Linked DNA regions of Homo sapiens: region 2 is linked to region 1. A link is an interaction called in ENCODE POLR2A ChIA-PET data of the cell type or tissue named here. Cell type or tissue: OCI-LY7. All regions are shown on one strand. Each heading gives the region's core, and the rest is flanking DNA. Links, peaks and the distances in the headings are about the cores only.

Evidence for each region. ChIA-PET counts read pairs that join two places held together with the same protein. Peaks named below come from ENCODE experiments on the same cell type or tissue, not always from the same donor. Only the 100,000 strongest peaks of a DNase experiment are listed, where the experiment ranks them.
Region 2: POLR2A ChIA-PET joins it to region 1 with 11 read pairs; 4 of 35 experiments call an interaction of 5 or more read pairs at or near these places.

What each region holds. Positions count from the first base shown.
Region 1 is chr9:129,919,492-129,935,312 of GRCh38, reverse strand. FNBP1 (formin binding protein 1) reads left to right here. Exons shown (of 17, transcript NM_015033.3): 7 at 5,618-5,746; 8 at 7,972-8,118; 9 at 10,156-10,353; 10 at 11,287-11,469. Among named protein-coding and RNA genes, the nearest start is that of MIR6855, 58 kb to the right of the region's middle. RefSeq lists enhancers at 2,126-2,275, 2,296-2,355, 2,376-2,475, 2,616-2,685. In OCI-LY7, for the core only: no CTCF peak of the experiment used is centred there; no DNase peak of the experiment used is centred there.
Region 2 is chr9:129,722,105-129,734,356 of GRCh38, reverse strand. PRRX2 (paired related homeobox 2) reads right to left here. Exons shown (of 4, transcript NM_016307.4): 4 at 11,683-12,140. The coding sequence ends at 12,005. It overlaps LOC124902284 (a long non-coding RNA gene), which reads left to right and starts at 7,490. Exons shown (of 2, transcript XR_007061815.1): 1 at 7,490-7,608; 2 at 8,025-8,068. RefSeq lists a silencer at 7,413-7,606 and an enhancer at 9,146-9,645. In OCI-LY7, for the core only: CTCF peaks have their summits at 7,339 and 7,560 (motif pointing left); a DNase peak (open chromatin) is centred at 7,596.

The DNA.
Region 1 (15,821 bases), core at 3,501-11,500:
AGTAATATTGAATTAAACAGGCCTGGCATATGGTGCCTCATCATGCCTGTAATCCCAGCATTTGGGGAGGCTCAGGTGGCAGGGTCGCCTGAGCCCAGGAGTTTGAGGCTGCAGTGAGCTATGATGGTGCCACTGCACTCCAGTCTGGGTAACAGAGGGAGACCCTGTCTTAAAAAAAAAAAAAAAAAAAATGAGCTAAACAGGAAATAGCCACACATTTAGGCCATGCTAATAATCTAAATTTAGCTAACTGAATGGATGACGGTATTTTTGTCTTTAAACCCATTAGGATTTCAAAATATTGGGCTACAGTTCAGTTTCTAAAATATTGTTTTCTTTATTTAGAAACTGCAACTCTGACCTTTTAGGCAGTATGGCTTAGTTCCATAATGATATTGAGAATGGACTATGTTAAGAATTACCAAGAAGTGGGCTGGGCGTGGTGGCTCACATCTGTAATCCCAACACTTTGGGAGGCTAACGCAGGCCGAGGCAGGCAGATCACTTGAGGTCAGGAGTTCGAGACCAGCCTGGCCAACATGGTGAAACGCTGTCTCTACTAAAAATACAAAAATTAGCCGGGCGTGGTGGCGGGTGCCTGTAATCCCATATACTCAGGAGGCTGAGGCAGGAAAATTGCTTGAATCTGGGAGGCAGAGGTTGCAGTGAGCCAAGATTGTGCCACTGCACTCCAGCCTGGGCGACAGAGTGAGACTCTGTCTCAAAAAAAAAAAATTACCAAGAAGTGAAATCATGTATAAGCCATACATCCTTAGGTCTGTTTGGATTTATTTGAGGGAGATTCCCAAGGGTTTGTCAAAAAATTCTCAAGTTTAAATTCTGTCTTCCTGTTGGACAACAAAAGCAGCGTAGATCTGATTCTAAGACGTCTGTGACCCAGCCTAGGCAGCGGGGGTTATTCTGGACTTTTTAGAACATTATCTTGAAATTCTGTGACACTGACTCGTTGCAAGTAAAACAAGCCAACTCTCTGTACATCTTTCTGCCCTGTAGTAATATTGCTGTAAGATGCAGTGTCTTTATTCTCAGAATGGGAAATTTAATTTAATTGAAAGAATAGCTTATGGTCTGGTTTAGAATGGAAACACTATCTCTTTGAGGTAATAGTTGCTATTTTTAGACTGACTTTTAAAAAGAGATGAGAAGTCATGATGCTTATTAGCTCCACTTAGTCTTAGACATTAGGAGATAGTCTCCAAAATACCATTAACTGTTATCCCAAATAAGTTCTCCAAAATACAAGATATTTTAAAGGTATTTTTGTCATAATGAGTAATTGATTCAACACTAGTTTTAGCGACTCTTAAATTCCATTGTCAAATAAACAATTTGCTAAACAGAAATAGATTTTCCATAGTGAAATTTGGTTAGAACAATGGTGCATTCCTAGGCCAGAGTTTCAGAAGTGGATATTAATTCAAAGCAGCTGGATGCAGGGACTGAGAAAAAGACAGTCCTGTCTTTTTGCTGCGGCTTTGGAGAATCTGATGTATCACAGTATTTTGCTGTTTTTGAAGGTTTCCCTATCCTTGTAGTCAGTGAGAGTGAGTGAGACTGTAGAAATAGATCGTCCTTTGCAATTGTATGTCCAAGCATGGAAGAAAAACTCCTGGAGAGACAGTGTTCCTTTAACATAAAAGGCAGACCGTCTAAAATATACTTTGATTTATTATCTTCTACACAGCTTACTTTCTAGGCTGGACTGTAGACATGTTGGTCCTTATTCAGCGTCTTCCACAGTTCACGTCTAGGGCCCTTGTTATGTTTTCAGGATTACTGCATAGAAACAGGGCAAAGGGCATTATGAATCTATTAGGAGGTAATATGCTTACAGAAGGAATTATGCAGCTAAAGCTAAAACATGATTAGGGATTCTGTGGAGCTACAGGAAGAGGATCACAGCCACTTCCAACCAAATGGTGCTGGGTGGGGTACCTCTGGCACCAGCTTTCATGGGTAAAATATTCTACTTGGGTAAAATATTCTAAAATATTGGCGTGAGTGGATTTATTGTCAGAAAGCTTTTATCTGCTCTCATGGGTTGTGTGTGTGTGTATGTGTGTGCGTGTAAGTACATGCATACATATTATATATAATGATGGCATTCTGATGTGATGCCTGTTTGAGATCTTAAGTTATTTTAAAAACTCACTTAGATAGAATCTTCAAAATAAACGGGGAAACTACCTCCTGAGCTCTTGCTGTTCTTTACAGAAGAGATGAAGAAATCCCCCACTGGATTTTTGTGAGACTTTCTGAGGAAGCCTTGTGAATAAAATAGAGACTGTTTTAGAAATTTGAGGTCTAATGGGAATTTTTTTTTAAACATTCATAGCGAAATGATACATGATGAAACTCAGCAGCTGAAGAGTTAATAGGGCATTTGTGCTGGACGGGCTCGGGGAACAGATGGAATGCATGTAGGTGGGAAAGCTATTATTTAAACAGAGGAGGGCTACTGTGTGTTGGAAGGGGGTGGATTTTTGAGGGTAGCTGGGTACTTAACATTTTGGGGCTAGACTAATATATTTACTAGTGGACACAGGAAGAAGCAGACGCCAAGGCATATGGTCAGGAAGGGAGTTAACAGGCCACCAACAAAGAGGAAGAATGCGGCAGCTGAAATCAACTGAGGGTAGATGAAAAGAGGATAAAATGGCACCGACAGATCCAAAGGCCTTAAGAAACTCAAAAAACCTCAGTAATAAGGAAATGTGTTTGGAAATACTGATATTGTTACCTTCATTTGGGAAGTGTTCACGTGTGAATAGGGAAGAAAATAAGGGAAGCAACTGTGAATTACCTTAGGCTTTCACCAGATGAGTATGAGTAAAATGTGTGAAGTGAAATTCAGGTTAACCCTTCAAGTCACATAGGCAGGAAACCAATAAAGAAGATTGACATGAAAAAAAAAGCCAATACTAAATGTTCCCATCAAGAAGAAAGTGGAACAAATACTTCAGCTTTCCTCTCATGTGTTTCTTTTCTTTTCTTTCTTCCTTCCTTTTTCTTTCTCTCTTTCACTTTCTCTTTCTTTCTCTTTCATTCGTTTGTTCTTTTTTTTTCTTTTCTTTTTTTTGAGAGAGATAGTCTGGCTCAGTCGCCCAGGCTGGAGTGCAGTGGTGCGATCTCGGCTCGCTGCAACCTCCGGCTCCTGGGTTCAAGCGATTCTCCTGTCTCGGCCTCCCAAGTAGCTGGGACTAAAGGCGCCCACCACCACGCCCATCTAATTTTTGTATTTTTAGTAGAGACGGGGTTTCACCATGTTGGCCAGGATGGTCTCAATCTCTTGACCTCGTCATCCACCCGCCTCAGCCTCCCAAAGTGCTGGGATTACAGGCGTGAGGCACCGCACCTGGCCTCTTTCGTTCTTTCTTCCCTTTCTTTCTCTCTTTTCTTCTTTTCTGTCTTTTTCTTGTGTTTCTGATTTTCTTTCTTTCATGATTAGGTCTTAATTTTCTTGTTTTTGTTTGTTTGGTGTTTTGTTTTGTTTTTTGAAACAGTCTTGCTCTGTTACCCAGGCTGGAGTGCAGTGGCGCAGTCACAGCTTACTGTATACTTGACCTCCTGAGCTCAAGCAATCCTCCCACCTCAGTCTCCCAAGTAGCTGGGACCACAGGCACACATCACCACACCCAACTAATTTATTTATTTATTTATTTATTATTTTATTATTATTATTTTTTGAGACGGAGTCTTGCTCTGTCGCCCAGGCTGGAGTATAGTGGCGCGATCTCGGCTCATTGCAAGCTCCGCCTCCCGGGTTCACGCCATTCTCGTGCCTCAGCCTCCCGAGTAGCTGGGACTACAGGCACCCACCACCACACCCGGCTAATTTTTTGTATTTTTTTTAGTAGAGACGGGGTTTCACCATGTTAGCCAGGATGGTCTTGATCTCCTGATCTTGTGATCTGCCCACCTCAGCCTCCCAAAGTGTTAGGATTACAGGCGTGAGCCACCGCGCCCAGCCAATTTATTTGTTATTATTATTTTTTGACACAGGGTCTCGTTCTGTTGCGCAGGCTGGAATGCAGTGGTAGTGATCACAGCTCACTGCAGCCTCAGCCTCCCAGGCTCAAGCAATCCTCCTGCCTCAGCCTCCTGAGTAACTGGAACTATAGGCACATACCACCATGCCCAGCTAATTTTTGTAGAGAGAGGGGTCTCACCATGTTGCCCAGGCTGGTCTCAGTTTCCTGGGCTCAAGCAATCTGCCCACCCGAGCCTTCCATAGAGCTGGGATTGCAGGCGTGATCTACCACACCCAGCCAGGTCTTAGTTTTCTGAAACATTGGTTCAGTAAAACAAAACAAAAACAAGCAAACAAACAAATAGTTGCCCTGGTTATGTTGGAAGACAGCCTATTTCCTGTTGTGTTTCTGGCTTACTGCAGTGAATTTGCCAGGTCACTTAAAGACCAAAAACCCTATCTTCATCTGGCAGGAGGTAGTTTTTTGCCTTGTGTGGACCTCAAATTGTGTTAGAGATTCACAAGATTATATTTATCAAAATAACACCACAATGCTATGTGAATCTAAGGTGGTATTAACGGCACAACCTCTTGTACTTCTGGATGACTTTAGAATTTATAGACATTCCTGTTTGAACTTTAAAATCCATTCTGCAACTAGTCAACAATTGTTGCCCCTTTTTTAGGTATGTGATCAATCAGAATATGAATTAGAGAAAAACAAATGTGTAAATTATTGATTTTTTAGGAGAAAAGCAATGCAGTAAAACATAAAATAGCACTCCTCAAAAAACATAAAAAGCATAAAGAAGTTGCCATACTTATTCCCTCTTTAGCATATATACTAAATATAAACATGCTAGAGAGCTTTAGAAAAGTCTCCTTAGGTCAGTGGTTCATATGCCTTTTTAGTGCATGAACCCCATTGAGAACTGGGTTTAAAAATTCATGGATTTCCCAGCCAGGCACCGTGGTTCATGCCCATAATCCCAGCACTTTGGGAGGCTGAGGCGGGTGGATTGCTTGAGTCAAGGAGTTCAAGAATAGCCTGGGCAATGTGGTGAGACCTCCTATCTACAAAAAAAATACAAAAATTAGCCAAGCATGGTGGTGCACGCCTGTAGTCCCAGCTACTTGAGAGGCTGAGGTAAGAGGATTGCTTGAACCCAGGAGGTTGAGGCTGCAGTGAGCCAGGATCGTGCCACTGCACTCCAGCCTGGGTGACAGAGCGAGACCTGGTCTCAAAAAAAGAAAAAAAAAAAATGAATTTCTCATCCCCTCCTCAAAAAAAAAAAAATGTGTATATGAGATGAGCAGAGGTTCCCACAAGGGTCATCCAAATAATGTAAATTGGCCCAAGTGCAGACAGTATAGAATGGTGTGTCAAACTAGAAGGTACACGCCACGTTAAGGCAGTAGGGAATGGTGGAGGTTTATACAAACTAGGATGCACATTGCTTACCTAAAGTCAATTCAATTCAGAACATTAAAAAGCACCCGCGGAATACATTTGAGGTAAATCTGGCCCCTAGGCATCCCAGTGTGCAGTTCTAGGCTTTTATTGATTGCACCCAGGCTTTTATCTATGGTGTATAAACGTAGGAGTATTCTTGTTTTTGCCCTAAGGCCCGACAACAAGCTCAAATACGTCACCAAATGGCAGAGGACAGCAAAGCAGATTACTCATCCATTCTCCAGAAATTCAACCATGAGCAGCATGAATATTACCATACTCACATCCCCAACATCTTCCAGGTAAGTCCTGAACATCTCTCAGATTTCATGTTTTATGCTTTGCTTTCCTTAGAAACATGACACTTCTGAATCGTGATTGCTGGGTTTGTATTCTGAGTCTGAGTCTTTATATAATTCCAAATTTCCACTAATTTTTTTTTTTTTTTTTTTTTTTTTTGAGACAGAGTCTTGCTTTGTCACCCAGGCTGGAGTGCAATGGCACAGTCTCGGCTCATTGCAACCCCTGCCTCCTAGGTTCAAGTGACTCTCCTGCCTCAGCCTCCCGAGTAGCTGGGACTACAGGCACGTACCACTGGGCCCGGCTAATTTTTGTATTTTTAGTAGAGACGGGGTTTTGCCATGTTGGCCAGGCTGGTCTCAAAGTCATGACCTCAGGTGATCTGCCTACCTCGGCCTCCCAAAGTGGTGGGATTACAGGCCTGAGCCACCATGCCTGGCCCTTTTTTTTGTTTTGTTTTGTTTTTGTTTTTTGAGACAGTCTCACTCTGTTGCCCAGGCTGGAGTGCAGTGCACAATCACGACCCACTGCAGCTTTGAACTCCTGGGCTCAAAGGATCAAGGGATCCTCCAAGTTCAGCCTCCTAAGTAGATGGAACTACAGGCATGCACCACCATGCCCTGCTAATTTTTAAATTTTTTATAGAGATAGGGTCTTGCTGTGTTGCCCAGGATGGTCTCAAATTCCTGGACTCAAACAGTTCTCCAGCCTTGGCCTCCCAAAGTGCTAGGATTATAGGCATGATAAATCATTTTTTAAAGCATCTAGATCAAGCATTGACTAGCAATATGAATGAAATATAATAATCTCAAGATTAATCAATAACTTTGCAAATTTCTATAGTTTGCACCTGCAGCCAATTATTTGTCAGTCTTTTTTCTTTTTTTCTTTTTTTCTTTTTTTTTTTTGAGATGGAGTCTTGCTCTGTCACCCAGGCTGGAATGCAGTGGCATGATCTCAGCTCACTGCAACCTTCACCTCCTGGGTTCCGGCGAATCTCCTGCCTCAGCCTCCTGAGTAGCTGGGATTACAGGCACCTGCCACCATACCTGGCTACCTTTTTTGTATTTTTAGTAGAGACGGGGTTTCACCATGTTGGCCAGGCTGGTCGTGAACTCCTGACCTCAGGTGATCCGCCCGCCTTGGCCTCCCAAAGTGCTGGGATTACAGGCGTGAGCCACAGCGCCTATTTGTCAGTCTTAAACTATGATTCTGTGATTAATGCTGTCTTTGCTAAAGGGATGATTGTGGTTATAAAAATGCCAACTTAACTATAGAAGTCAAAGCAGCATTCATAGAGTTATAGGATTTAAACAAATGACAGTTCTTTCTTTTGGATTGTTTTCTTTTGCTCATGTTAGGTTGTCAAAAATGGTATGAGAAAAGATAGACATATGTTCTTCCATTTTACAGATTTTTTGCAACTTTGAGTCCAATTGTAGAAAAAATAAATAATATATTTGCTTCTTGGTGTCTACACACACAGCAAACAAGTCCTTGTAAATTATAGTTGGAAGATACACTAGCATGTATTGGGCTGAGGCAGTTAATTAAATACTGTGCTTTTGGTAAAAGGTAAAGTAGTAGATTAAAGATGGAGAAAACGTTTGAGGTAGATTACAAATAGTGTTAGTAATAAAACTATTGGCCAGGTGTGGTGGCTCAAGCCTGTAATCCCAGCACTTTGGAGGCCTAGGCAGGTGGATCACCTGAGGTAAGGAGTTGGAGACCAGCCTGGCCAACATGGCGAAACCCCATCTGTACTAAAAATACAAAAAATTAGCCAAGTGTGGTGGCGGGGGGAGGGGGGGTGGGGCCTGTAATCCCAGCTACTTGGGAGGCTGACGCAGGAGAATCACTTGAACCTGGAGGCAGAGGTTGCAGTGAGCTGAGATCACACCACTGCACTCCAGCCTGGGTGACAAGAGCAAAACTCCGTCTCAAAAAAACAAAAAGAAAAACAAAAAAGAACTATTGAGTTTGGCATTCTTACTAAAATTAGAATGGAATTGTGCAAAGCATATATTTGGGCAGCCTAACATGTCTAGCAATTTATAAAATAAATGTACAGCTGGGTAATATGGAGGCTCCGTGTACTTAGAGCCGCTCTAACTCTAACCCATTTTTTCCTCAAAGAGAACTTGTTAGAGGTAACAATGCTGCCGAAAAACAACTTTGTTTAATAATAATGGACCAAACTTACTTTATACAAAATCTAATGTTGCAGAAAATACAAGAGATGGAGGAAAGGAGGATTGTGAGAATGGGAGAGTCCATGAAGACATATGCAGAGGTTGATCGGCAGGTGATCCCAATCATTGGGAAGTGCCTGGATGGAATAGTAAAAGCAGCCGAATCAATTGATCAGAAAAATGTAAGTATTGCCATTTGGACTTCATTGATAACTATTTGCAGATCCATTATTTCTCCCCATCCCCTTTCCATTTGACCTCATGTCATCATCTCATGGTGGATGGTTGCTTTTGGTGGTCACACATGCTCTGTGTCTTGGATTTAGCTGTATAATTCCTTTTTTGGTAAACACATTTAAGTGGTAAATTGTCCGAGACATGACAGAATTGAATTGAAGTATTTCCTGGAAAAAAGGTAAAGGCTTTGTTTCCTCTAAGGCAGGGTTTCTTTCTCTTTTTCTTTTTCTTTTTCTTTTTTTTTTTTTCTTTTTGAGATGGAATCTCGCTCTGTTGCCCAGGCTGCAGTGCAGTGGCGTGATCTTGGGTCACTGCAACCTCCACCTCCCGGGTTCAAGCGATTCTCCTGCCTCAGCCTCCTGAGTAGCTGGGACTACAGGCGCCCGCACCACGCCCAGCTAATTTCTGTATTTTTAGCAGAGACGGGGTTTCACCATATTGGCCAGGCTGGTCTCGAACTCCTGACCTCAGGTAATCCGCCCGCCTCAGCCTCCCAAAGTGTTAGGATTACAGGTGTGAACCACTGCACCCGGCCAAAACAGGGTTCCTTCAGCACTTTTGACATTATCTCAGGCCAGATCATTTTTCTTGTTGGGGGCATTTCAGAATGTTTAGCAGCATCCTGGCCTCTACCCAGCAGAGGCCAGTAGCACTCCCCGAGTTGTGACAATCAAAAATGTCTCCACACATTGTCACATGTCCTCTGGGAGGGCAAAAGCTTCTCTGGTTGAGAATACTGCTTTAGGGCAGTGTTCTCCATTTGAATTCCTAGAGACCTATTTCTCAAAAAAATATAAACTAGAACACCAGCATAGGCTTTTACTGTTAATTTGAAGACACAAATATTCAACATAAAAGTTATGCTGCTGGCTGGGCACAGTGGCTCACATTTGTAATCCCAGCACTTTGGGAGGCCGGAGCGGGTGGATCACTTGATGCCAGGAGTTCAAGACCAGCCTGGCCAACATGGTGAAACCACATCTCTACTAAAAATACAAAAATTAGCTGGGTGTGGTGGTATGCCCCTGTAGTCCCAGCTACTCGGGAGGCTGAGGCACGAGAATTGCTGGAACTCAGGAGGCAGGGATTGCAGTGAGCCAAGATCACGCCACTGCACTCCAGTCTGAGTGACAGAGCGAGACTCTGTCTCAAAAACAAACAAAAAAATCAGAAAACAATAGTTCTAAATTCTAAAAGCTCGGATGAAAAGCTCAAATGATGGCTTTTGAGAAGAATGAAAAAAGCTGGCCAGCTGTGGTGACTCAAGCCTGTAATGCCAGCACTTTGGGAAGCCGAGGCAGGCGGATCACCTGAGGTCAAGAATTTGAGACCAGCCTGGCCAACATGGCGAAACCCCATCTCTACTAAAAATACAAAAATTAGCTAGGCATGATGGCACATGCCTGTAATCCCAGCTACTCGGGAGGCTGAGGCAGGAGAATCGCTTAAACCTGGGAGGCGGAGGTTGCGGTGAGCTGAGATCACGCCACTGCACTCCAGCCTGGGTAACAGATTGAGACTGTCTCAAAAAAAAAAAAAAAAAAAAAAAAGCTACTAGGAAAAAAGTTATTATCAATCAGTACAATTTCGTTAGTTATCATCTGTATGAGATCATCATAATTCATTGTTTTTTTGAGATGGAGTCTCACTCTGTCGCCCAGGCTGGAGTGCAGTGGCGCGAGCTCAGCTCACTGCAACCTCCGCCTCCTGGGTTCATGCCATTCTCCTGCCTCAGCCTCCTGAGTAGCTGGGACTACAGGCGCCCGCCACCACGCCTGGCTAATTTTTTGTATTTTTAGTAGAGACGGGGTTTCACCATGTTAGCCAGGATGGTCTTGATCTCCTGACCTCGTGATCCACCCGCCTCTGCCTCCCAGAGTGCTGGGATTACAGGCATGAGCCACCGCACCTGGCCAATTCATTGTTTAAAAAGTGTTTGCATGCTTCTGAATGTATTTATATGCTTGTGGGTATAATTTCAGGATTCACAGCTGGTAATAGAAGCTTATAAATCAGGGTTTGAGCCTCCTGGAGACATTGAATTTGAGGATTACACTCAGCCAATGAAGCGCACTGTGTCAGATAACAGCCTTTCAAATTCCAGAGGAGAAGGCAAACCAGACCTCAAATTTGGTGGCAAATCCAAAGGAAAGTTATGGCCGTTCATCAAAAAAAATAAGGTACTGATGGTTGGCGTGAAATGAGTTTTCTAAGGTGTGGAGATTTTGACTTGATCTTTTAGTCTTAGAAAAACTAAGATCCTAAACCTGTAGTTTCAGAATGCAAAAGAAGAAGCTAGTGTGCTACCTTATGTTGAGACAGTATTTCTTTTTGGTGGTGGTATCTTTGCCATGGCCCTGTGTCTTATTTCAGATGCATTATCCTCGTACCGTGACTCCCACACTAACAGAGTACTGACCTCTCCACCGTTTCGCCTCATGCCTTTCCCTCCTTCCTCTCCTAGACTGCTGGTTACCTTGGCTGGGAGAGAGGATGTAGTGGGACATTCCTGTAACACTTTATCCGCACATCTACTGGAAATCGTTACCATGTTAATAACTTGGTTTTGAATTCATGTTAACATGTGTACCCATGAACATTTTTCATTTTCTTTTCATAGTGCGATACATAGGTGCATGACAGCATTAACCTGGGGACGTAGAATATGATCAAGGCAGCATTACTGCTTTAACTTTAGAATGACTTACTATTTATTAATTTAAACAGACTGCTGTTTCCACAACCTTAGCATTGAAGGTCTTTCATTTTCTCCCATCAAGCTATGTTAGTTTAGGTAATGTAGAAATATTTACCCTCTGGCTTAAGCTGGTTTAGAGTAACTAACTAGAGCTATAGTTTGCATGGGAAAGTCTGCACGAGCTTCTTGTCAGATATTTCTTGCTCTTCTGTCGCATTACTTACTAAACCTCCCAACTCTCATCATATTCTTCATTTAACCACCTCCTACATGTTTTCTTTTGGACCATGGCCTAAAATTTAATTGTTTGTGTTTTACTTGCGTTGGATTTCAAATATTATTTGATGCTTATTTTTGTTTTGTGTCTTCTTGTTTCTGATTTTTACTCTGTCACGGCTCCATCTCTTACATGTAGCTTATGTCCCTTTTAACATCCCCCCATCAGCCTCCCCCTCCCCCTCCTGCCTCTGCCTCACCCTCTGCTGTTCCCAACGGCCCCCAGTCTCCCAAGCAGCAAAAGGAACCCCTCTCCCATCGCTTCAACGAGTTCATGACCTCCAAACCCAAAATCCACTGCTTCAGGAGCCTAAAGCGTGGGGTAAGTTCTGCTCCGGAATCCTGTCTCTCTGGCGTGCTTTGGTTGCATGTTTGGTTCTGCATAACTAATTTTGTTTGTGAATGAATCCATTGTGTTTTCCCATAACATATAAAAAAGTTAAAAAAAAAAAAACAAAAACCATTATAGCTAGAAAGAAAAGCCAGAAAGAGGAAGAAAGAAAGAAGGAAGCATGGTGGTTGGAAGAAAGGAGAAAACCAGACAGCCCAGAGTTCTTTCTATTTGTTTCTTTCTTTTTTTTTTTTTTCCAGACAGAGTCTCGCTCTGTCACCAGGCTGGAGTGCAGTGGCGTGATCTCGGCTCCCTGCAACCTCCACCTCCCGGGTTTAAGCGATTCTCCTGCCTCGGCCTCCTGATTAGCTGTGATTACAGGCATATGCCACCACGCCCAGCTACTTTTTATATTTTTAGTAGAGACAGCATTTCATCATGTTGGCCAGGATGGTCTCGATCTCTTGACCTTGTGATCCGCCCGCCTCGGCCTTACAAAGTGCTGGGATTACAGGTGTGAGCCACTGCGCCCGGCCTTTTTCTTTTCGTTTCTAGTACATTTTGGAAGGACTTTACCCCTCTTCCTCTTTAAAGCATCCAAGTCATGCATTTTCTACCTTAATTTTACCAAAAAAAACCACTTAGATTTCATTTCTAAAACTAGCGACCTGAGACTGGGCGTGATAGTTCACATCTGTAATCCTAGCACTTTAGGAGGCCAAGGCAGGAGGATTGCTTGAGCTCAGGAGTTCAAAACCAGCTTGGACACCATAGTGAGACCCCCATCTCTTAAAAAAATATATAAAAATTAATAGGACAAGCGCAGTGTCTCATGCCTGTAATCCTGGCACTTTGGAAGGCCGAGGCAGGAAGATTACTTGAGCTCAGGAGTTCAAGACCAGCCAGTACAACATAGTCAAACCCCATCTCTAAAAAAAAATAATAAATAATAAAAACATAAAACTAGCAACCTATGAGATGAGGAATTGGAAGTCACTGTGTAAGTCAGAAAATATTGCCTTAATAACTACTGAAGCAATGTGAGTGTAATGAAGATACTTGCCTGAGCTATGCCTCAGGGTCGAAAGGAGAAGAGTCATAAGTCACAGTGGTTTCATTCGCTATTTTAGTGAGATTATATAAGATGTTGATAAAATATCTGTTGATTGGAAGGGGCCTGATGCAGAATTTCTCTTTAAAGGATGAAACAATAAAAGCAGCTGACACTTACTGAGCACTTATTGTGTGCAAAGCTCTGTTCTGTGTGCTCATTTACTTTTTTCCAGCCACCCTATGAAGCCCAGGTAGTACTCATATTTCCTTATTTTACTGTAAGGAAATTGAGGCATAAAAAGGTGAAGGTGGGAAGATACAGAGCCGGGATTTAGATCCGGGGAGTCTGATTACAGAGTCTGAGATTCTGTGACATCCACATTCAGGGAGAAACTACTATATTGACTCGTAAGTGGTTGTTATTAAGATTGAAGTCCGCTGTCCTCATTAAGATTGATGTGCGCTTACATCATAGAGATAATGGAATTGATGCAGCCATCCAATGTAGATACCAGTTTCGTTTACAGAGAAAGATTGGCATAAAGCAATGTGTAGATTCCCAAATCATTCTCAATGGCCAGTCTAGTCTAAGCCTTCCCAAAATATCTTTTATAATGAATATAATGAGTAAACAGATCTTTAGACTGGGCCCAGTGGCCCACGCCTGTAATCCCAGCAGCGTTAACATATCCAGTAAGGTTTTCTCCTTTTTTTTTTTTTTAAATCCTACCCTGTGGGAGTTGCAATACAGTTGTAGTGGAATGCTTTCTTGTACAAACATAAGTTTTACTTTTCCCTTCTCCTGGACTCTCCAGTCAACTGACGGTTGGGTTACTTCTTTCCAAATAGTACCTGGTAGTGCCCCAAAGCCAGAGGTGGATGCCATCCTTTCTTGAGTGTCAACTGACACATTGGCCTGGGAAAAGATTCTAAACTACAACTAATTAACTAGAGGAGAGATGTCCTTCTTAGACTTGGAATCAACAGCTGGTTACTAGTAAAAGAATAACAGTAGTCATTGTTAACCTGACAATCGTATTTCCACAAAAACAACTCTGTGTAAAAAAGAGGCCTGGCACAGTGGCTCATGCCCGTAATCCCAGCACTTTGGGAGGCCGAGGAGGGCGGATCACCTGAGGTCAGGAGTTCGAGACCAGCCTGACCAACATGGTGAAACCCCGTCTGTACTAAAAATACAAAAATTAGCCGGGCATGGTTAATGTCCGGCTAATTACAGGCGGGTGCCTGTAATCCCAGCTACTCGGGAAACTGAGGCAGGAGAATCGCTTGGACCTGGGAAGTGGAGGTTGCAGTGAGCCAAGATCACGCTATTGCACTCCAGCCTGGACGACAGAGCAAGACTCTGTCTCAAAAAAGAAAAAAAAAAAACCCATGAAAAAATAGCCAGGCATGGTGGCATGTGCCTGTAGTCCTAGCGGAGGCTGGGATGAGAGGATTGCTGGAGCCCAGCCAGGGCAACAGAGTGAGACCCTTTCTCCAAAAAAAAAAAAAGTAAAGAATGTAAATTCATAATTGATAACAAGTTTATTATCAATGCTTTTTAAAAATAGGGGACAAAACAATATTTCCTCACATGCAGAGTTCTTTTAATATGAGAATCTCAAATTTATAGTTGGTAGAATTATCTTGAATTATCTTGCTTTAATGCTATCTATCATATCAGGTTAAGAATTAGAAATGTAATTTCCTAAAGATGTGAAAAAAGCCGTTGGTGGAAGGCAGAATACAGCTTCAAAAGTGGATGATGGATTGAGCTGAGATGTATAATTAGGACTTGAGTAATCTGCAGCTTCTTGGCTCAACGATGCTGGCGTTTAGAACTCCACTCATTGTTAATCCAAGAATTTCCAAGACAAGGGTGTTTTTGCTAGACTGAAAGTTTCATATGAACTGTCAGTTAACCCATCTCTGCCGCTTTACCAAGCACTCATGTGTTATATTTATATATTATCTCTGTATTTTTTTGGACTCTCATGATGAATATTCATGATTGTTTACCATTTGTTTATGTGTCTATTCCAGTTTTCTCTTAACATTACACAGTCTGTTGGCCAAAAATGGTTTGTGAATCTGTGGTTCATGATATTCTCTAACTATTTAGAAAAAGACCAAAGAATTCAGTAATCAATAAATGTAAGAAAAGGATGGTTAGAAAAAGATAAGCTGGGCGTTGTGGCTCACACCTGTAACCCCAGCACTTTGGGAGGCTGAGGTGGGTGGATCACGAGGTCAGGAGTTTGAGACCAGCCTGACCAACATGGTGAAACCCTGTCTCTACTAAAAATACAAAAATTAGCTGGGCATGGTGGTGCACACCTGTAATCCCAGCTACTTAGGAGGCTGAGGCAGGAGAATCACTTGAACCCAGGAGGCAGAGGTTGCAGTGAGCCGAGATCATGCCACTGCATTCCAGCCTGGGTGACAGAGTGAGACTCCGTCTAAAAAAAAAAGATTAACACTTAAAACAGTGAAATGGGAATCGGAAACTGGTTCTTTTGATGATTTAAAGGAAAATCTCTGTTTTACCATAATCAGCAGTATGAATTTTATTTCTTACTCCTCAAACGTGTGCTCAGCAAATCTTTGTTAAAAAAAATTTCCCAAATGATGTGTTTATTTTCCTGAGGTTAAACCACATACATATACCCACTAGAAGCAATCGTAAAGAAATAGAGAAATAGTTTTGCTTCCCTCACTTTTGGTCATTCTGTTCTTAGGGTCAGAATTAATGTTCCTTCCTCTAGGACATAGCAGTGCAAAAAAAGAGGAAGCACAAGCTCAAAAAGCAAATCTAAAGTTTGGAGAAATAGATTTCATTTTTAAGCAGTCTCAACATGGATCTTGCATGGGACATCCATGGCATGGCTGACAGCTTCCGTGACCAACATGGTACAGCCCTTCCTACCTTCTCATTTATTCTACTTTGTAACTTAACAGCATTATGCCAACGATAATTTAACTAGAAAAAGTTCCTGAGAGAATAACAAATCTGTGATTTTATTATGTCTTTTATCATGTTTTGCAGCTTTCAGATTCAGATGTCAATAATTTGTTTCTATGATCAGAGTATATAAATCCCATGCAAACATATCTCAGCATAACTGATTTTGTTTCTAAATAATTAAACAGGATAAAATGTTATTTGTTGTAAGCTGTTGACATTTGTAAGGAAATTTTGTTTCACTGAATATGTTTAGAGATGCCGCCAGAACATTAACCATTGTTTCATTTTTATGTAAGTTGAAGAAAAATGAAACTAGATAGCATGT
Region 2 (12,252 bases), core at 4,021-12,020, 200 kb after region 1:
TCTTCTCCCGAGCTCTGAGTGAGCAGTTGGAATTCATGTAGACCCAAGGCCCAGGGAACAGGATAGCAATCTGGGGGCCTCTTTTCATGATATGTCAGTGAGATCTCATGTTACAGAAGCCTTCATTCCCACCCCACACACCTTCTTAGGAGGAAGCCCATGGCAGGTGATGGCAGCTGTGCCCTGCCCACCTGGGCTCCCCCATCTCTCGTGACAGGCCCACCAAGGACCTCCTGGGGCTCCCTCGACAAACAGGTTAATGAGTCTAATGTCTCAAGGCTTCTGAGAACCTCCCTGGTGCGTGAGGACCTTGAGGGTGAGGATGAGGGCAGGCAATGATGACAGTGGACAGAGGGACCTGCTGTTCACCGCCTTGGATGCTGGTCTGCGAGGCAGGGATCGAACCTGGGGACCCCCTGGGAAGGCAGAATCCACAGGATTGAGGGGATTCCTGGGCCTCTGTGTGTGTATCCTGGGAGGATGCTGCGGTTGGGAACAGGTTTCCAGGCAGGCCAGGCTGGAAGGTTGCACTGTTTCTAATTCAAGGCAGTCCAAAGAGGGATTATCTGTTGGGGCTGGTAAGAATCCAGGCAGGCTTCCCAGGAGAGGCATCGCTTGAATTAAAACTTGTTTATGTTTTTAGGCTGGGTGCAGTGGCTTACTCCTGTAAATCAACCCCAGCACTTTGGGAGGCCCAGCCAGGCTGATCATTTGAGACCAGGAGTTCGAGTCCAGCCTGGCCAACATGGCAAAACTCCATCTCTATTAAAAATACAAAGATTAGGTCGTGTGCAGTGGCTCACGCCTGTAATCCCAGCACTTTAGGAGGGTGAGGTGGGCGGATCATGAGGTCTGGAGATCGAGACCATCCTGGCAAACATGGTGAAACCTCAGCTCTACTAAAAATAACAAAAATTAGCTGGGCGTGGTGGGCGGGTGCCTGTAATCCCAGCAACTCAGGAGGCTGAGGCAGGAGAATCGCTTGAACCCGGGAGGCGGAGGTTGAAGTGAGCCGAGATCGCACCACGGCACTCCAGCCTGGGTGACAGAGCGAGACTCTGTCTTAAAGAAAGGCTTGTTTAAGTTTCTGAACTTGTTAATTATATGTACTTGCAAGTAATGGTCGATGTCACAGGTTTAGAAACTACAGGAAAGCTCACAAGAGCTCACAAGAGAAACATCAACCCCTCCAGGAATCACCATGCGGAGGCTGACCCAGGCCGGGCTCCGGGCGCTCTGGGACTCCTGTTCAAGCGCCTTGCAGTGAGGCCCTGGGTCACTGCAGTACCTCCCGACTGGATCCCTGAGTCTACCCTGGGCCCTTACGGTCACTCCCCACCCAGAGTCAGAGGCCCCCATCACCCCTGTGTGCGAAGCCCTCAGGTGGCTTTGATCCTGCTTGGAGGAAGGCCAAGTTCTCAAGAGGCCAGCAAGGTACCTCGAGGTCGTCAGTGTGCAGACCCCCTTTACCTTCTGTGTCTTTATCTCATTGCCCGTGTCCCCCTAGGATGTGCACTTGAGGGGCACCGGGATTTCGGTCTGTGCCGTTCTCTGCCGTGCCTGTGTCCCCGGCTCCTGGGGAAGATATGTTAAGTGAAGAAACGGATGTGAATGATGAGTGTGTACATGCACGTGTGTGTGGATACAAGCAGAGGGCCACAGGGAGGTTCAGGTTGTTTTTTCCCCCACCGGACCAAATTGAAGACTATATTCAGGATGGAATTCCACAGCAAAAGATATTTACAGAGGGCTTCTCAGCATCGGGGAGACGCCAGTGTGTCACAGCGGTGAGTGCTGTCTGTGCTCGGGGCTCACAGCCTTGAAGAGACACCTAAGACTTGCTTTTTTTATCATCGCTTGAGAATTTCCTTTGATCATACATCTGCATGTACTCCTAGGGGTCTCGGTGGTCAGTGGCATGAACTGTGACAGTGCCCTTGCACGGTACATCATCATCCTGGAGACCCTCATCATTTATTTAATCAGCCCTCGTTGTTGGATAATTGATTCATCAGGGTGCATGAGCACATGCCATGCTTTCAATGGGCGTCTTCGTACATCAATCTCTGTGCACAGCGGATGCAGGACAGGCGAGCCTCAAAGCAAGGCTTAGCCCGTGATGGTTCTTGGCTTTGCCCAGGAAATAATTCAAGGGCAAGCCATGGTAGAGCAGAAGAAAACAGCTTTATTGAAGCAACGGTGTCACAGCTCCGTGACTGCTCCTGCAGAACAGGGCTACCCCCACAGGTAGAGAGGGGCAGCTCAGGGCAGTTTTGCGGACATATTTATACCTACTTTTAATTATATTTTAATTAATGTAGATTAAGGGGCAGTTTATGCAGAAATTTCTAGGGAAGGGGTAGTCACTTTTGGGTTGTTGGGTCATTGCCATGGAAATGGGGGGTAACTCCTGGGTGTTGCCATGGCGATAGTAAACTGACATGGCACACTGGTGATCTGTGGTATGGAAAGCTGCTTCTGCCCCCGTCCCTGTTTTGGCTAGTCCTCAATTGGTCCGGTGTCTGAGCCCCACCTCCAGAGTTGAGTCCCACCTCCTACCTCACAGCCATTTCGTTAAAGTATGTTTCTTTCTCTCCCTTCCTTCCTTCCTTTTCTTTCCTTCCTCCCTTCCCTCCCTCCCTCCCCGTCTCTCTTTTCTTTTCTTTTCTTTTCTTTTCTTTCTTTCCTTCTTTCCCTCCCTCCCTTCCTTTCTTTTCTTTTCTTTCTTCTTTCTTTCTTTCCAAGACAGGGTCTTGCTCTGTCATCCAGGCTATAGTGCAGTGGCACAATCATAGCTCACTGCAGCCTTGACCTCCTGGGCTCAAGTGATCCTTCCACCTCAGCCTCCCAAATAACTGGGACCACAGGCATGCACCACCACACTTGGCCAATTTTTTGACTTTTTTGTAGAGACAAGGTCTCGCTATGTTGCCCAGGCTGGTCTCAAACTCCTGGACACAAGCGATCCTACTGCCTCAGCCTCCCAAAGTGCTGGGATTACAGGCGTGAGCCACTGTGCCCCTCCTAAAATATGTTTCTAGAAGTAAAACTGCTGGGTCAAAAAGGCATGTCTGTTTGGGACGTGTAGTACATATTGTCCTCCAAAAAGATGGTTCCAATTTGGACAGGATTTTTTAGAGTGTTGTCAATTTTTAGTACCTAAGTAGAGAAATTTACAAGTATATATATAAAGAATAGGGACCACCCAGAATCCCACCTCCCTGTAAAAAGTCACTGGTCACATTATCGTTTATGACTTTCCAGATTCTTTTACTATGCATGTTAAACATATATAATGTCATATGGATATATGTGGATATATATATCTAAAAGAGAGAGTGAGCCTGGGAGGTAGGCAGTGTTTCTCCACCTCTAAGCCCCTTTTGATGATGTTATTGTGATGGTCCCTAGAGATGCAGGTTTGAGGCCACCCAGCTGACGGTGGCTGCCCCCTCAGTATCTACACCAGCCAAGAAGAGTTTGAGTAGCTTCACTTTTAGAAGTTTGAATTATGAAACTAGGGCTTTTTTTTTCCATTTTCCAAATATAAAATTATAACACGGAGTTATATATATTTTTTATTATGTTTGCTGACTGTCCAGAATTGAACTTGGCCAGGCGCAGTGGCTCACGCCTGTAATCCCAGCACTTTGGGAGGCCCAGGTGGGTGGATCATTTGAGACTGGAGTTCGAAACCAGACTGGGCAACATAGTGAAACCCCATCTCGAAAAATAAATACAAAAATTAGCTGGGTGTGGTGGCGCATGCCTGTAGTCCCAGGTACTTGCGAGGCTGAGGCAGGAGGCGGAGGTTGCAGTGAGCCCAGATCATGCCACTGCACTTCAGCCTGGGTGACAGAGTGAGGCCATGTCTCAAAATAATAATAATAATAAATAAAAAAAAATTTAAAAGGTGACACTACATTGTAACCTCATTGGAGTGGATTTTTGCTGGCAAAGGGGTTGGATGGGAAGCTGTTGCTACAGGGAGACAGGGAGGAGGGATACAATGGAAAGAGGGGACCGAATTGTTAGGATTGTCTGAAGAATCTGGCCAGGTGCAGCAGCTCACGCCTGTAATCCCAGCACTTTGGGAGGCTGAGGCGGGCGGATCACCTGAGGCCAGGAGTTTGTGACCAGCCTGGCCAACATGGTGAAACCTTGTCCCTACTAAAAATACAAAATGAATCAGGCGTGGTGGCAGGTGCCTGTAGTCCCAGCTACTCAGGAGGCTGAGGCAGGACAATCGCTTGAACTTGGGAGGTGGCGATTGCAGTGAGCCGAGATTGTGCCATTGCACTCCAGCCTGGGTGACAAGAGCGAAACTCTGTCTCAAAAAAAAAAAAAAATCTGGGTAGGGACGAGGCGGGGTTAAGGTTGGATGGTGGCACTGTAGACACCTGGCCTGGGTGATTGATCTTTGCTGCAAGGGCCCTGGGGAGCCAAGGGAGGCTCTAGGCAGGGAAGAGACATGATCCGTGATCAAGGCTGTGTTTTAGACAACTGGCCTGTTGACTGTGCAGAATGGCCAGGAAGGAGATAAATAAGACAAGAGGCTGTTTACTGTGGACTGGCAGGTAATTAGAGCAGGGGCCTACCATCCAGTCTGCTCTGTGGCAGGTCTGGGGGTTCCCTGGGTGTCCCGTGGGCCAAGGGAGGCCAAGCTCAAGGTGAACTTTCTTTTCTTTCTTTCTTTTTTTTTTTTTTTTTTTTGCGGGGGGGAGACAGAGTCTTGCTCTGTCGCCCAGGCAAGAATGCAATGGGGCAATCTCGGCTCACTATAACCTCTGCCCCCCCGGGTTCAAGCAATTCTCCTGTCTCAGCCTCTGGAGAAGCTGGGATTACAGGTGTGCACCACCACGCCTGGCCAATTTTTGTATTTTTAGTAGAGACGGGGTTTCACCTTATTGGCCAGGCTGGTCTCCAACTCCTGACCCTCAGGTGATACTCCCGTCTCGGCCTCCCAAAGTGCTGGGATTACAGGTGTGAGCTACCGCACCAGCCAAGGTAAACTTTCAAGCTTCATTCCCACCTGTGTTAGTTTTTTATGGCTGTGTAACAAGTTGCCAGTTTAAAACTATACACGCTTACGATCATACAGTTCCTGTAGGTCAGGAGTCTGGGCGAGGCTCAGCTTGGTGCTGTGCTCAGGACCTCCCAGGGCTGCAATCGAGGTGTCATCCAGGCTGAGTCTCACTTGAAGCTCAGTGTCTTCTTCTAAGCTTGTTTGAATTGTAGGCAGAATTGGGCTCCTTGTGGTTCTGAAACTGAAGCCCTCAGCTCCTGGCGGCCTCCCCCTCCGCAGGCACTTCACAGCATAGCTGTTTGCGTCTTCCAGCTCAGCAGGAAAGTGGCTGTCTGCTTGGAATCTCTTCTTTCAGGGACAACCTGGATCTTTCAAAAGGCTCGCCTGATTAGGTCAGGCCCACCAGGGAGAATCTTCCTTTTGCTTACATCAGCGTCAACTGAGTGGAGACCTTAATTACATCTGAAAAATCCTTTCACCTTTGCCGCACTCTATTTGTCAGAAACAAGCCACAGTTTCCGCTCAAGGAGAAGGGATTACACAAAGGTGGGACTACCTGGGGTGGGAATCACAGGGCCATCTTTTTTTTTTTTTTTTTTTTTTGAGACGGAGTCTTGCTCTGCAGTGCAGGCTGGAGTTCAGTGGTGTGATCTTGGCTCACTGCAACCTCCACCTCCCGGGTTCAAGCGATTCTTCTGCCTCAGCCTATCGAGTAGCTGGGATTACAGGTGTGTGCCACCACGCCTGGCTAATTTTTTGTATTTTTAGTAGAGATGCCATGTTGGCCAGGCTGATCTCAAACTCCTGACCTCAGGTGATCTGCCTGCCTTGGCCTCCCAAAGTGCTGAGATTACAGGTGTGCGCCACTGTGCCCGGCTAATTTTTTGTATTTTTAGTAGAGATGCCATGTTGGCCAGGCTGGTCTCAAACTCCTGACCTCAGGTGATCTGCCTGCCTCGGCCTCCCAAAGTGCTGGGATTACAGGTGTGAGCCACTGCGCCCGGCTGGCAGGGCCATGTTAGAATTGTATCTGCCACACCGTCTCTCTTTTGAGTCCCCCTTCTGATTTCAAGGTGCTCATTCCTGACTGCCTTATATCCCAAGCTCAATCCATTCCCACTTTTTCTAAGGTGTGAACTAAGAATTAAGAAGTTCTTGGAGAGCCATTACGCAGTGGCTCACACCTGTAATCCCAGCAGTTGGAGAGGCCAGAGCGGGAGAATCACTTGAGTCCAAGAGTTTGAGGTTATAGTGAGCAAGGATCTCACCACTGCACTCCAGCCTGGGAGACAGATGTTCTCAAACACACTGTTTCCAGTACCTCCACTGACCAGCAAGTATCCAGAGGACACATCTAGCTCTGTGTGAGGCACCAGGGGGACACAAAACACAGGGAAGAAAGCACTTTTTTTTTTTTTGAGACGGAGTCTCACTCTGTCACCCAGGCTGGAGTACAGTGGCATGATCTCAGTTCACTGCAACCTCCGCCTCCCGGATTCAAGCAATTCTCCTGCCTCAGCCTCCTGAGTAGCTGGGACTACAGGTGTGCGCCACCACGCCTGGCTAATTTTTGTATTTTTAGTAGAGACGAGGTTTCACCATGCTGGCCAGGCTGGTCTCAAAATCCTGACCTCGTTATCCGCCCGCCTCGGCCTCCCAAAGTGTTGGGATTACAGGTGTGAGCCACCAGTCCCAGCCAAAAGCACATTTTTTTTTAACCTTTGAAGACCTTATTATGTACTCGAGGCTGTTACATTGGCCTGCTTTCTTTTTAAAGATTGTTTTTTCTATAAAGTTATTTTAAAAATATGGAGACTCGTGGATTGTGAGTCACCATAAAATTTAAGCTAATTGGCCTGGCAGAGCGGCTCAGCCCTATAATCCCAGCACTTTGGGAGGCCCGGGCAGGTGGATTGCCTGAGGTCAGGAGTTTGAGACGAGCCTGGCCAACATGGTGAAACCCTGTCTCTACTAAAAATACAAAAAGTTAGTTGGGTATAGTGGCGCAGGCCTGTAGTCCCAGCTACTCGAGAGCCTGTGGCAGTAGAACCAATTGAACCAGGGAGGTGGAGGTTGCAGTGAGCCGAGGTTGTGCCATACTCCAGCCTGGGTGACAGAGTGAGACTCAGTCTCAAAAAAAAAAAAAAAAAAAAAATTAAGCTACTCACATTTTGGCTTGTGTCTTTCCAGATTTTTTACATTGCACGTATAAAATATGTGATAAACACTGATGTGCACATTGCTTCCCCCGCCCCCCGATTTTGAGATTTTGATTATTTTTCAAAGTAGAGCTTAGAGACGGGTTTGCTGGGGGAAAGCATGTGAATATCTTCACGGCTGTTGGTTCCTGTTTCCTAAGGCTTCTGTAAACGCTGTAACCCCTGCTGGTGGTTTGGGATTTGCTTGTTTCTTTGTCTTTCCAGAGGAGGCTGGGTCAGGAGCCCGTTGCCAGCCCTGGAGATCTCCCAGGAGAGCGGAGAGGATGGGGTGTGTGCGGCCACATCGCGGGAACCCAGTCCAGGGCCCTGCAGCGGCCCCACGGCGCCCCCCAGGGGCGAGAAGCAGAGGTGCAGGAGCCGGAGGTACCAAGTTGATTTGGGTCCCCAGCTGGGGCTCCTAAGGCTAGTGGACATCAAAGGAACGGGGGAAGAGCCTCTGGACCGGGTATGCCGGGTCTCTGGACAGAGAAAGTGCCATTTCACCCCAGGAAGGGGAGTACGTATATTTTCTCAAACTCCATCCCTCACCCTGTGCTCCTCCACCGTAAACACTGAGGCACCCATTTATGGGCGGGAACTTTGTGCCAACAACCCTATGCAGTGGGTTCTGTAATTATCCCCATTTTACAGACAAGGAAACCAAGTCCCCGAGAAGTGCCTTGTCCAGGGTCACAGGACCAGAAACTCTAGTCTTTATTTCTCTGGTTTGGGTTTTTGCAAGAGCTGACTGTCTTTCCTTCAATCTCTCTCTCTCCTTCCCCCTCCCTTTCTCTCTCAAGTTCTTTTATTTCACATAAAAAAAAATAAAAGCAGAGACACGCAATGCCCTCTCCCAAACTCAAGCTCACTTGGCCAAATGGGCAAAGGCAGCAAGTTCTTCAGCCCAGGGCAGGGCCTTAGGTACCTTGTCCTCATGGAAAAATGATACCCTGGGATGGGTGCCCAGGAAGCTGCCCACACAGCCCTGCAATTAGGGCTACAATAGCGACAGCAGTGTTTGAATATTTTCTCTTTTATAGGGAGGGCTGCCTCGACCCCTCCCTCAGCTTCCCGGAGCAGCATGTGTAAACGATTAAGCTGGTTTGTTTTCTCTAGAGCGTTCGGAGGAAGTGACATTAACATCCTCATGGTCCAACGGCAAGGCCAGCACCTCCGTGGGAAGGTCCCCGTTTTTTTCTGAAGCTGGCCTTCCTGGGACTGGCCTCCCAGGCCCCCACCTGGTGTGACCTCATCACTGCACAGGCAGCCTCAGCCTGGCGATTCTTCAGGGTGCCCTCCCTTTGGGTTGAAAAGTAGAAAGGCCTGAGATGCCTGCACCAGGCCTGGAGCACTGGCCAGGGGCCTGGGTTGGGGGGTCTGTCCACTCACGAGCTCCCAGGTTAGTGCTTCCTGGGGGAAAACAGCCTGCTCTTCCCGGCTGCCCGTGAGTGCTCTGCTCTGGGCCCCCATGCTCTGGACCAAATGCGGGCACAGATCCCCCAGATGGGGAAAGGGAGCAAGCTTTGTGCCTAGGAGGACACTCAAGCCAGGTTGGACCCCAGCTCTTGTCTGGGTGGGAGGACAGGCCTGCATCTTCCAGAGGCTTCCACCAGGCAAGTCCCATGGCCAGGATCTCTTCTTCCTGGTCACTCCTGTGTGTCTAACCCCAAACCAGCTTTTTTTTTTTGGCAGAATCTCACTCTATCAGGCTGGAGTACAGTGGCCTGATCTCGGCTCACTGCAACCTCCACCTCCTGGGTTCAAGTGATTCTCCTGCCTCAGCCTCCCGAGTAGCTGGGATTACAGGTGTGCCCCACCACGCCTGGCTAATTTTTGTATTTTTAGTAGAGACGGGGTTTCACCGTGTTGGCAAGGCTGATCTCGAACTCCTGATCTCAAGTGATCTGCCCGCCTCGGCCTCCCAAAGTGCTGGGATTACAGGCGTGAGCCAACGTGCCCAGTCTGCAAACTGGCTTTGAAGGCTCCCAGTCTCCCCAGCCCATCACCAAGTCACCAATTCCTGTTTTTTTTTTTTTTTTTTTTTTTTTGCTGCATCCGAAACATCTCCCAGCTCCACCAACTCTGTCCCCATCTGGCCCAGGCCACAGCCCCTCCCACCTGGACACCCGCCCTGGCCTCCGCAAGGGGCTGTCTCCTTCACTCTTAGCCCACGGTCCCTCTTCCTCATGGAGGCTCAGGGCACGTCCCTCCACCAAGCAAATCCCCTCCATGGCTCCCCACAGACAGGGTGACATCCAAACATCTAGTCCCGGCCACACAAACCTCGTTTGAGCCAGTTCCTGTTCCTCTCCACCTTCACCCGGCACCAGGAGATCCAGCCCGGGAACAGCTCCCACTGGCCCAAAGAGAAGCTTCTGGCCTGCCCCAGGGCTACACTCATGCAGTCCCCTCAGCCAGAAACACCGTTGCCCCTCCCCCCTCTTTGGTGAACTCTTCATCCTCTCAGGCATACCTCCTCCAGGAAGCCTGCCCAGATGCCTTCAACAAGGTTTGGGGCCCCGTCTGTGCTCCCTGGGCCCCTGCAGCACCCCCTCATAGCCTTAGTGGTGCTGTAATTATTCCTTTGTCTTTGCCTCCTCATAGCATGGCGCAGCCTCTGCGGCCAGGAACCTTGCGTTTCATAATATTTTCTCAGTGCAAGAATGGCAAATGGAGGTCCAGAAAGCACTTACCCGAGGCAGAGGCCAAACTGAGCCAGAAAACACAAATCTGACTCCCCCTCCTCCCCCAGTCCAGGGCACAGGCCTGGCCCTCACAGTCAGGTGGGGCTGAGCAGCTGTAGACCTCAGCAGAACTCCCCCTCCCCTCCACCCCAGCCCCCACTGGTGCCCCAGGCTCTCCTGCTGGTCAGAGGCCCTGCTGCGGCCAGGGAGGAAGCCGTCCAGCCACCGAAGGAAGAAGTCACACAGCGACCGGGCGGTCACTCTTCCCCAGGTGTGTTTGCACATCTGAAGGGGCCACGTTCTGTGGTGGAAATCCGGATGGAGTATGGGGAAGAGTATTCAGGGGTGTATTGGGGGCAGGTGGGAGATGGTCCTCACTTTATTCACAAGTGTAGCTGCTGTACCTTCTAACTAAAGTGGGGGCCAGGCACAGTGGCTCACGCCTGTAATCCTAGTACTTTTGGAGGCTGAGGTGGGTGGATCACCTGAGGTCAGGAGTTCAAGACCAGCCTGGCCAACATGGCGAAACCCCATCTCTACTAAAAATACAAAAAATTAGCTGGGCGTAGCAGCGGACGCCTGTAATCCCAGCTACTTGGGAGGCTGAGGCAGGAGAATTGCTTGAACCCCTGGAGGCGGAGGTTGCAGTGAGCTGAGATCGTGCTGCTGCACTCTAGCCTGTGCGACAGAGCAACACTCCGTCTCAAAAAAATAGAATAGATAGATAAAGAAAGAAAGAAAGAAAGAAAGAAAGAAAGAAAAAGAAAGTAGGTTGTCCCCGTGCAGACTACTCATGTGTGGAGCCCCATGGCTGGCACTTTAGGGGCATGGTGACCCTGCATGGGCAGGGCGGGATACTGGAGAACTGGCCCAGCTCATTGACTCCATCGAGATTCCTTGCTGTGCCATCTGCCACCCCGCCACCCCAAGGGCCAGGGTTCCCACCACCATTGCCCAGGGCTGACCGTCTTTGTGCCCTCTGGGATGGGGGAGTGTTGTCCTACCTCCCGGGGGCTGGACTGGGGTGACTTTGAGCAGAAAGGCTCTCCTGACTTCCCTGGTGGGCGTGGGGACAGGTAGAGGGACTGGCCTCAGACCATCCCTCACCCCTGTTTTCTGCAGATCCCTCGTAAGTGGTGTCACTGGCTGGTGGCACCCTCAGTTACTGGCTGCAAATGGGTGGGTTGAGGGACTTGAGTCTTCTGCTGGCCTCAGCTGTCCTGGGAGCCTGGCCGGGACCTACAGTCTGCACCTGTTTTCTGGGCCATTTCCTCAGCCCCTTCATGGTTAAATGGCCGGAGAGATCCCACGCCTTCTGTGTGCCCAGAAGCAAGGGACTGAATGTCCTTCCATCTGTCCCACACACCCTCTGGCCAGTCTAGGAATCCATGATCACCCATCCTGCCCCGCAATAGGATGGGGAGACGATCCCTGCCCAGGTTCACACAGCAAGGCTCTGCCCAAACATCTGGGTGTCCCCTTGGGACTCAAGATGGGAGATGGGGTCTAGGGTGGGTTTCTGTCCTCCTCTCCCACCCCCCCAGCCCCCATTTCTGGGGGCCCTGCAGGGTGACAGAGGACTTCATTCCCGGGAACAGTACAGATATGAGGGCAGTGGGCCTCCCATGGCTGCTGGTCTGAGCCAGGCCGAGGCGGTCTCCATGCCTGCTGCAGGCCAGAAAAGGGCCCAGGAAGGCCATCCAGCCCTGTGGGGTCCCAGCTCTCATCTCAGCCACCAACATTGTTTGCGGCCCTTACCCACCTTCCTGCAACCTTTTGGGGCTTAAAAAAATGGTTTTATTTCTTAAAGACAAAAGCTTTTTGGTTTTAATACACAAACTAAATGAGGTCCTTGGCAGGCTCTTCCACCTTCCGGCCCAACCCCTCCAAGGGTTGTGGGCTGCAGTCTCTGGTGGCCAAGGACAGAAGAGCTGGGCCCGGCTGCAGGGGCCTCAACAGCCTCGTGGGCTCGGGAGTCCAGGCTGGACAGACGGGCCAGGAGAGCTCATCCAGGAGAAGGTCACTTCCTGGGCGTCTGCCCCCTTTTCTATTGCTGTCCACCCAGGGAGGCGTCTGGGTCCTGGTGGGACTGGACTTCAGTTCACCGTAGGCACCTGGCTGTGGTGCAGGCTGAACTCCTTGGCCTTGAGACGGAGGCTGGCGATGCTGTTGGCCATGTTGACCCCTGGGGTTGCGGGGCCTGAGCTCCCAGGGCTGTAGGGTGGCACTGTGCTGGGGGCGACATGAGACACAGGTCACATGGGTGCGGTTGGCTTCTGGGTATCAGTGCTCGACCCCAGCCTCTGGTCCTGCCACCCCCCTCCTTAGCTTGCTCTCCTGGGCA